2 separate regions of the Homo sapiens genome follow, and region 1 is linked to region 2. The links are chromatin contacts, found by Hi-C in ENCODE. All regions are on one chromosome and are shown on one strand. The core of a region is the stretch at or near the end of the contact, and the rest is flanking DNA. Distances in the headings are between cores, read along the strand shown. Region 1 holds the start of UBE2I (ubiquitin conjugating enzyme E2 I). Region 2 holds the start of PDPK1 (3-phosphoinositide dependent protein kinase 1).

The links. Hi-C counts contacts between places; a loop is a spot of excess contacts on that map. Pooled maps may share reads with other maps.
Region 1: a loop to region 2 is called in a pooled map, with 23 times the contacts of the local background. The contact joins the promoter of UBE2I here to the promoter of PDPK1 in region 2. A Hi-C loop is called at or near these places in 1 of 168 maps with a recorded cell type or tissue (ascending aorta), 1 of 37 single-sample maps with no recorded cell type and 10 of 50 pooled maps.

What each region holds. Positions count from the first base shown.
Region 1 is chr16:1,307,076-1,311,532 of GRCh38, forward strand. UBE2I (ubiquitin conjugating enzyme E2 I) reads left to right here and starts at 2,561. Exons shown (of 7, transcript NM_003345.5): 1 at 2,561-2,698. RefSeq lists silencers at 1,630-1,919, 2,410-2,709, 2,910-3,099 and enhancers at 2,130-2,369, 3,071-3,682.
Region 2 is chr16:2,534,724-2,539,317 of GRCh38, forward strand. It overlaps PDPK1 (3-phosphoinositide dependent protein kinase 1), which reads left to right and starts at 3,298. Exons shown (of 14, transcript NM_002613.5): 1 at 3,298-3,413. The coding sequence starts at 3,390. RefSeq lists silencers at 2,805-3,114, 3,225-3,434, 3,445-3,574 and an enhancer at 3,693-4,393.

The sequences.
Region 1 (4,457 bases), core at 1,311-3,810, 1.2 Mb before region 2:
TTGAACTCAGGAGGTGGAGGTTGCAGTAAGCCAAGATGGCGCCACTGCACTCTAGCCTGGGCAACACAGTGAGACTCCATCTCACAAAAAAAAGGAAAAAAAAAAAGCAGATTCCCAGGACCTCAAGGCTGGGGGCCAGGACAGCAGGTGTCTAGACAGGCCACGGAGGCTCTGAGCCTGGGAGTTGCAGCCAGGCCAGGCCCCCGCTGGTCTTGGTGGGACAGGGCTGTGCATGGCTTCCAGGGACTGGATTCTGGGGGAGGCTGCCCCTGCTGCCCTGGACCCACATCCCCACGGCTGCGCCTCCCAGGCAGGCAGACCCAGGGTGTGTGGCTGCCCCTCCTGCTGCAGGTGCCTGACAGGGAAATGCCCGCTGGGGACCCTGTGGGAGGTGGTGGGGGAATGAGTGAGGGAGGGAGGGAGTGAATGAGTGAAGGAGGGAATGAGTGAGTGAGGGAGGGAATTAATGCATGAGTGAGGGAGGGAATGAATGAATGAGGGAGGAAGGGAATGAGTGAGGGAGGGAATGAATGAGTGAGGGAGGGAATGAGTGAGGGAGGGAATGAATGAGGGAGGGAATGAATGAATGAGGGAGAGAGGGAGGGAATGAGGGAGGGAGGCAATGAGTGAGGGATGGAATAAATGAGTAAGGGAGGGAATGAGTGAGGGAGGGAGGGAATGAATGAATGAGGGAGGGAGTGAATGAATGAGTGAGGGAGGAAGTGAATGAGGGAGGAAGGGAATGAGTGAGGGATGGAATGAATAAGGGAGAGAATCAGTGAGGGAGGGAGGGAATGAATGAGTGAGGGAGGGAATGAGTGAGGGAGGCAGGGAATGAATGAGGGAGGGTGGGAATGAATGAGGGAGGGAATGAATGAATGAGGGAGGGAATGAATGAATGAGGGAGGGAGGGAATGAGGGAGGGAGGGAATGAATGAATGAGGGAGGGAATGAACGAATGAGGGAGGGAATGAATGAGGGAGGAATGAGTAAGTGAGGGAGGGAATGAGTTTGTGAGAGTGGGAATGAGTGAGGGAGGGAGGGAATGAATGAATGAGAGAGGAAATGAGTGAGGGAGGGAATGAGTGAGGGAAGGAATGAATGAGTGATGGAGGGAATGAATGAATCAGTGAGGGAGGGAATCAGTGAGGGAGGGAATGAGTGAGTGAGGGAGGGAGGGAATGAATGAGAGAGGGAATGAGTGAGGGAGGGAAGGAATGAATGAGGGTGGGAATGAATGAATGAGGGCGGGAATGAATGAATGAGGGCGGGAATGAGTGAGAGTGAGAATGAGTGAGTGAGGGAGGGAATGAATGAGTGAGGGAGGGAATGAGTGAGGGAGGGAATGAGTGAGTGAGGGAGGGAATGAGTGAGGGAGGGAATGAGTGAGTGAGGGAGGGAATGAGTGAGTGGGAATGAATGAGTAAGTGAGGGAGGGAATGAGTGAGTGAGGGTGGCAATGAATGAGTAAGTGAGGGAGGGAATGCGTGAGAGAGGGAAGGAATGATTGAGTGATGGAGGGATCGAATGAATGAGGGAGGGAGGGAATTAGTGAGGGAGGGAGGGAATTAGTGAGTGAGGGAGGGAATGACGGAGTAGGGGAGGGAATGAATGAATGAGTGAGGGAGGGAATGAATGAATGTGGTCACTCCCCGCGGTCCCCAAGCACCCGGACACCGTGACCTTGGCTGCGGCCCCGCCGTCGGCGAAATGCGGGCGGGGGGGCCGGGAGAGCCCGGGGGCCAGCACGGTCGCGCGTTGGCGAACGGACTGTCCCGCGCGCTCGCGGGTCTGGGGGCCTCCCGACCCGGTCCTGCTTGTTGCGTGGGCGGGAGGGGGGACCGGAAGCGCCCCTCCCCCACGGGCTCGCCCCGCCCCCGCCGCTCGCGGTCCCCCACGTCCCGCCCGCGCCCCGGCCCAGGGCCAGCCCCCGGTTTAGGGAGCATCCACACTTCTCCTCCCGTCGGTCATGCTCGCATTCGGCCTTTTGTACGGGGTCAGCTCATTGGGCGGATGAGAAGGTGTCCCCGCCTACCGCCCCGAACTGGCCAATTGCAAGGGGTTTCACAGGGCGCTGAACTCGCGGGAGCGTCACCGTCCTGCGACGCTTCAGAGGATCCTTAGGCCTCAGTGGTCTTTGACCCCCGGCCCCAGGACCTGACCCCAAGGAAACCTCCGGGACCTGTGGCTGGAGAGGTGACCGCCAGGCATCCGGGGAGCCTTTGGAGATCTCGGCTTCCTTTTTCCCCCGCTGCTTGCCGGCGTGTCCTCGGGTGGACGCGGGCAGCCCGAAGGGGAGTTTACAGACGCTCCCTCACATCGGGGACGCGGCTCCTTTAAGGGCGTAGGTGTCCAGGGCGCCGCCTGACTGGAAAGTCGCCCCCCGGCCGGGCTCCTGGGGCGGACCCGGGGCGCGGGCGCGCGGCGGCGGGGCGCGGGCAACGGGGAGCGCTCGGCGGCGCGGGAGGCGCTCGGGGCCGGGCGGCAGGAGCGGCGCGCGAGGCAGGCGTGCAGAGGGCAGCCCCGCGTTAGGCCCCGCCCCGCGCGCCCCGCCCGCGCCAGGGTCCTCGGAGCTGCTCTGGCTGCGCGCGGAGCGGGCTCCGGAGGGAAGTCCCGAGACAAAGGGAAGCGCCGCCGCCGCCGCCCCGCTCGGTCCTCCACCTGTCCGCTACGCTCGCCGGGGCTGCGGCCGCCCGAGGTGAGCGCGTGCGGGGGCCGGGCCGGGGCCGCGGGGCGGGGGTCGGGCCGAGGCCTCTACTCCTGTTGGGCCCGGGCCCCCGACTGCCCCGCGCCCCGCCCCGCCGAGCCGGGCCCCGCGCCGCGGCCGAGCTTTCCGGGGAGCCCGAGAGGCCCCGCGCTCGGCGCCGGCTCGGTCCGCGCTGCTGGCGCCGCTGGGCTGCGGCCCGAGCGGCCGGGCCGCCGCAGGCCTTCGGGGCCGGGGCTCCCCCACTTCGCCCCCGAGGTGCGCCTGGCGCGGGGCCGGGGCAGCCACCTGCAGCCGGGGCCCCGCGAGGCCGCGCCTTCCTCCTGCGCGGGGAGCGGCTTCCGGGGTCACGGTCGCCCCGCGGACGGATAGGATGGGCCGCGGGGGGAGAGTCTTGGATTGCAACATCGCTGGCTCGCGGGGGTGGGGGCCGGCGAGCGGGCTTGTTTTCGGTGCCTTAAAACCAAAACAAGTGTAAGTTTTCTTGTGCCTCTGAAGATGCTCCGCTGGCGCTTGCTGGGGCCCTGAACGTGAGCGCCTCGCTGGAGGGGGAGTTTTATTCTGTTTTGGACATCTCTTTTTATCGGTTGAATAGTAGTTGGTTCTGGTAGTTAACGTGCGTAGGAGGAATGTAAGGGAATGATTAGTTGGGCTTGTGATCGTGGCCTGTAGTCACGCTTGAATCGCAGAATGAAGTGGTTTTGTTTGTATAATTGGAAGTTACGCTTAGTTTCTCTGTTTGCAAAGTGCCTGTCTTTGGGGAGTTCGGTTTGTTTCCTTTTACAGGACCTACCCCAAGTGTTTCTTGCTCTTCAAGAAACGTTGCCTTTGGGTAGAGAACCTATGCAACGGAAGACGGGACGGATCCTCAGTTTGCCCTGATTGCTCATTCAGAGAGGTCCGTTCCCTAGGCCACTGGGTGATTGCTGGTGTGCGCTTGTATGGTGTCTCAGGGTTTGGGATCTTGCTTCAGAAACATTCTCGGGGCCTGGGGCAGATCAGGTGCGGCCAGGTAAGCGTCTCCCGACTGCAGGTGCTTGGGTCTTGCAGAAGGGAATACCTCCCCAAGCCTGGGAGAGTTTGCATTTGGGTGCAGGAGGGCCTTTAAAGGCTTCTTGTGCCAGCCTGTCGTGGCGACCACCCGTTGTGGAGATCAGTGCGGTGGAGTTGTGGGAGGTGAGTGCTTTGCTCACCCTCAGCCAGGAAGTTGCTCTGAAGTCGGTGCTGTCAACCAGCAGAGCAAGGCGGTGATCCGAGAAGCTAAAGCTCAGCCGGTTGCGGGCGCCCAGCAGGAGGACAGAAGGCAGACTTTCGGGCCGCTCCTGGAGTGCCCGGCCCTGTCCCCGTTTCTGCAGTGTCTGGGCCTTGCCTGGCTCTAATAGATGAGGGTTGTTTTTGTCTTTGCATCATAAAAGTTTCTTGCTCTGAAGCGTTTAGTAACTACTAGCCGTTCACTAAGTGCCTATCTGTGAATTTGGAAGGGCAAATTCGATTTTCAGCGGAATTTTGAACGCTTGATCTGTGTTGTGATTACATTGTAACAGATTGGCCGCTTTCTCCAGAAGGCCAGTAGGAGGGGGTGCAGGGGGAGGGGCCTGGCTTCTGTCTGGGACACGGTGGGTGTGCACCTGTGGCTCCTTGCCCTGGCGGTGCAGTGCCTGTGAGACCACCCCGTGGTGCTGAGTGCTTTGGGGCAGGGGACACAGCAGCAGCAGCCAGGTCTTGGCAGGAGGTCTCGCAGGACCACCCCTCA
Region 2 (4,594 bases), core at 2,048-4,547:
GCCTCAGACATGTGACCAGGGCCTTGTGGGCCAGAGGCAGCCAGGAGACCTTTTTTTTTTTTTTTTTTTTAAGACAGAGTCTCCCTCTGTCACCCAGGCTGGAGTGCAGTGGTGCGATCTTGGTTCACTGCAACCTCTGCCTCCCGAGTTCAAGAGATTCTTCTGCCTTAGCTTCCTGAGTAGCTGGAATTACAGGCGTCCATCACCATGCCTGGCTAATTTTTGTATTTTTAGTAGAGACGGGGTTTCACCATGTTGGCCAGGCTGGTCTCCAACTCCTGACCTCAAGTGATCCACCCACCTCACTCTCCCAAAGTGCTGGGCTTACAGGTGTGAGCCACAGCGCCTAGCCAGTGCTCTTGTCTTTTGAGAGCCCCCTTTTCTCTCACCTGATCTCCCTGCCCCCTATTTTCCCCTTTAGTCTCCTTTCCAGACGCTACTGAGTAGCTTCAGGGTCAGTCTAGAGATGCAATCCAGGTTGGGATCCTTGCTGGGAGAGCCCTTCCTTCCCTGGCTTTGTAACTCAGGGCCTTCTGGTGTGCACACCTGCAGGGTCCAGGCTGGGCCTGTGCTTCTAGCTTCTCTGTGTCTCTCCCTGAGATTGGAATCCTGGCTCTGTCCTCAACTAGCTTGAAGGGGGGCCCCCAGGAATGGCCCCTTCTGGATTTCATACCCTTGTGTAACCTTGTTTCACTTTTTAAAAGATTTTATTTAAAAAGTTTTTTTTTTGTTAGAGACAGGGTCTCACTTTGTTGCCCAGGCTGCTCTCAAACACCTAGCCTCAAGCAGTGCTCCTGCCTCAGCCTCCCAAAACACGCCCGTTCACTTTCTACCAGGGTTGTGTGTGACCAGCAGATGTGTTGGAAGTGATGGTGTGTCACTTCTGAGGTTAGGTCATTAAAGACGCAGCGGCTTCTATCTTGTGTGTGTTCTCTTTTTCTTGGGCCACTCGCTCTGGGGAAAGCCAGCTGCTGGGGCTTGAAAACACACACGCCTGGGAAGAGGCCGCACTGGTGAGGGACGGAGGCCTCCAGCCCACAGCTGTGGGAACGTGGGAATGAACCTTTTAGGAAGTGAATCTTTCGGCCCTGCTCTAGCCTTTAGATGACTCAGTCCTGGCAGCATCTTGATGGCAACTTCACAAGAGAGCCTGAGCCAGACCACCCAGCCTGGCCTCTCCTGGATTCCAGACCCGCAGGAGCCATGAGTTTCTTTGTTGTTTTACACATCAAAGTTTTGAGGCAATTTGTTACACAGCAGTATATAACTAATACACCAGCTGTAGGGCTTTGGGCACGTTCCTTAGCCTCTGCACCCCCGTTTCCTCCCTCGTGCCATGAGCATTGTAGAGGCGAGTGAGGAACACGTAGACGCAGCACAGTGCCACGCACATGAGGCAGCTTTCCAGCCCCTCCCGGGATGGTTGTGGTCATTTTCTTGCCCCTCCCTGGATGGACCGTGACCTCACAACGTCAGGCCAAGTTATTGCATTCTTGGCCTGAGGTCATCCATTGGCCATAGACAGAGGTTCTCGGCAGGAAAGGGTGAGATAAAGAGAGGGGTCAGTCTCTTTCCTCCAGCCCGGGTCGGGAGAACCGTGCTGGGCCAGGTGAGACATCCGCTGTCTGTGCGGTGTCCTGGGATGAGCCACTGGACCTGACCCATGGGGAGATTTGTCTGTGTCGCCAGAGGGCGAGGGGTTTCCTGGTCTAGCTTGCCTTGGGCTTGGCCAAGCATTCTGGCTGCCACTGGGGCCCCCAGGACAACTGAGAACTGTCCTTTCTTCTTTGACCTTCAGCTGCCCCTCTCTCCCCTGTCCCCTGGTGCCTGCTCAGATGCTTTCTTCTTGTGACCCTTGACCCTTGGCCCTTGGCCCCTGCCCCGAGGCTCCTCCACCCTGGGCTCCGTGTTCTAGAGTTCACTGTGTACTAGTTCCTCAAGCTGTTTGTCCTTCACTGCTTCCGATTTTTCTGTGCATTACTCAAGAACTGCATGGGCATGTGTCAGTATAAAAAAAAATAAAGTTGGCCGGGCGCGGTGGCTCACGCTTGTAATCCCAGCACTTTGGGAGGCAGAGGCGGGCGGATCACGAGGTCAGGAGATTGAGACCACGGTGAAACCCTGTCTCTACTAAAAATACAAAAAAATTAGCTGGGCGTGGTGGCGGGCGCCTGTAGTCCCAGCTACTCGGAGAGGCTGAGGCAGGAGAATGGAGTGAACCCGGGAGGCGGAGCTTGCAGTGAGCCGAGATCGCGCCACTGCACTCCAGCCTGGGCGACAGAGACTCTGTCTCAAAAAAAAATAAAGTTGGCCGGGCGTGGTGACTCACACCTGTAATCCCAGCACTTTGGGAGGCGGAGACAGACAGATCACTGGAGTTGGAGACCAGCCCCTGGCCAACATGGTGAAACCCTGTCTCTACAAAAAAATACAAACATTTGCCTGTGTGTGGTGGCACATGCCTGTAGTCCCAGCTACTCGGGAGGCTGAGGCAGGAGAATCGCTTCAACCCGGGAGGCGGAGGTTGCAGTGAGCAGAGATCGAGCCACTGCACTCCAGCCTGGGCAACAGAGCAAATTTCCATCTCAAAAAAACCAAAAACCCAAAACAAAAAAACACAAAAAAACATTATCGACATTAACAACTACAAGGCGCCCGGCTAATTGTATATTTTTAGTAGAGACAGGGTTTCTCCATGTTGGCAGGCTGGCCTCGAACTCCTCACCTCAAGTGATCCGCCCGCCTCGACCTCCGCCTCCCAAAGTGAGCCACCGTGCCCGGCCGTGAATGTGACTTGATAGCCCAGATTTCCTTCCGTGAACGCTTGTTAGTTGTGAAACTAGCAAAGTTGCGCCTCTGAGTTTACGCAGAGCCGGCTCCGGAATCCGAGTTCCGGGTTCGAGCACAGCTCCGCCGCTACCTCGGGCGTGACCTTGGCCGGAGCCTGGTCCCCTCTGAGCCTCAGTTTCCCGGTCTGGGATGCCGGAATGACAGCTCGCCCCCTGCCCCGCCCAGCCCCGCCCAGCCCCGCCCCGCAGGCCCTGGGATTGGTTCGCGCGAGGTCCCCCTCCCCAGGCGGGGTCGGGCCTCTCCCGCCCGCCAGGCCCCAACCCGGAAATGCAGCTGGAGCGGAGGCGGAGCCCACTAAGGCCGCGGCGGAGCGACGATGGGCGCGGCCAATGGGCGCGGGCGTCGGCTGCGGCGCGACGGAAGTCCTGCCCGGCGCCGCGCGGGGGCGGGGCGGCGCCGGGGGCGGGGGGCGGCGGGCGACGGGGCGGGCGCAGGATGAGGGCGGCCATTGCTGGGGCTCCGCTTCGGGGAGGAGGACGCTGAGGAGGCGCCGAGCCGCGCAGCGCTGCGGGGGAGGCGCCCGCGCCGACGCGGGGCCCATGGCCAGGACCACCAGCCAGCTGGTGAGCGCGCGGCGGCGGACTGGACGCGCCGGTTTGTTACCCTGCCGGGTCCGGCGGCCGCCCGGGTCCGGCGAGGCGGGGCGGCCCGGGGTCCCGAGGGCCGGGTGCCTCCTTACCTGCAGCCGGGCGGCCGGGCCGGGGATGGCGGGCGCCGGCCGAGGGCGCTGCTTGGCTGCGGCGGGGAGACCGGGCCTGGGTTGCGGCGGGCGGCGGCCTGGCCGGGGGCGCTGACAGACGCGCGGAGGGCGGGGGAGGCCGGGAGGTGTCACCCGGCCCAGCGGGGTGGAAGTGCCTGGAAAGTTTGTTTTCGGCTTGGCGCAGCCTGGAGCCGAGCCTCCAGGGTTACCTTTCGGTTCTGTCTGTAGAGGAACCGCCCTGGGCTTCCACCTGGAACGGGGTCCTTGGCGCCTCCGCCTGCGAGAGAAGCAGAAGGTGCAAGTTCTTGCTGAAAGCACCTGATGCTCCTGGGCCCCCTTTTCCAGATTCTTGATGACAGTGGTCGGGAAAACTCGCCTTTCACGGCCCGGCCAAGGGGCATTTGGGTGCTTTTGCTGCCCGTGGCTGTGCTCAGCGTTGTGGGAAGCCCCTGGGAGGCCGAATGTGCAGGATCACCGAGGGGAAAGTGAGCTTGACAGGTAGGAGGGATTTTAGGGGAAGGACCAAAACAAACCACTTGTTGGGTGAAATGTTTTGCTAAAAGTGTCGCTGGTGTTTCTATATTTTCTCTCTATCGCTAAAAGTATCCCTCGTGTTTTTATGTTTTCCATATGCTAAGTTCTACAGTCTGGGGACGACGGTTTAAAAATTTATGCCTTGTATGCGATGTGCAGTGGGTGATGGAAGAACGTCTACATGGCTTTAACATTTGATTTAAAAGGCAAATATTTTAAATGAAGGAAAACCCAAGAAATTTAATTGATCCCGTGTCTTCCAGGATGCGGCTTTTTTTTTTTTTTTTTTTTGATGGAGTCTCCCTCTCGACGCGCAGGCTGGAGTGCAGTGATGCGATCTCAGCTCACTGCAACCTCCATCTCCCGGGTTCAAGCGATTCTCCTGCCACAGCCTCCTGAGTAGCTGGGATTACAGGCGTATGCCACCATGCCCGGCTAATTTTTGTATTTTTAGTAGAGAAGGTGTTTCGCCATGTTGGCCAGGCTGGTCTGGAACTCCTGACCTCAAGT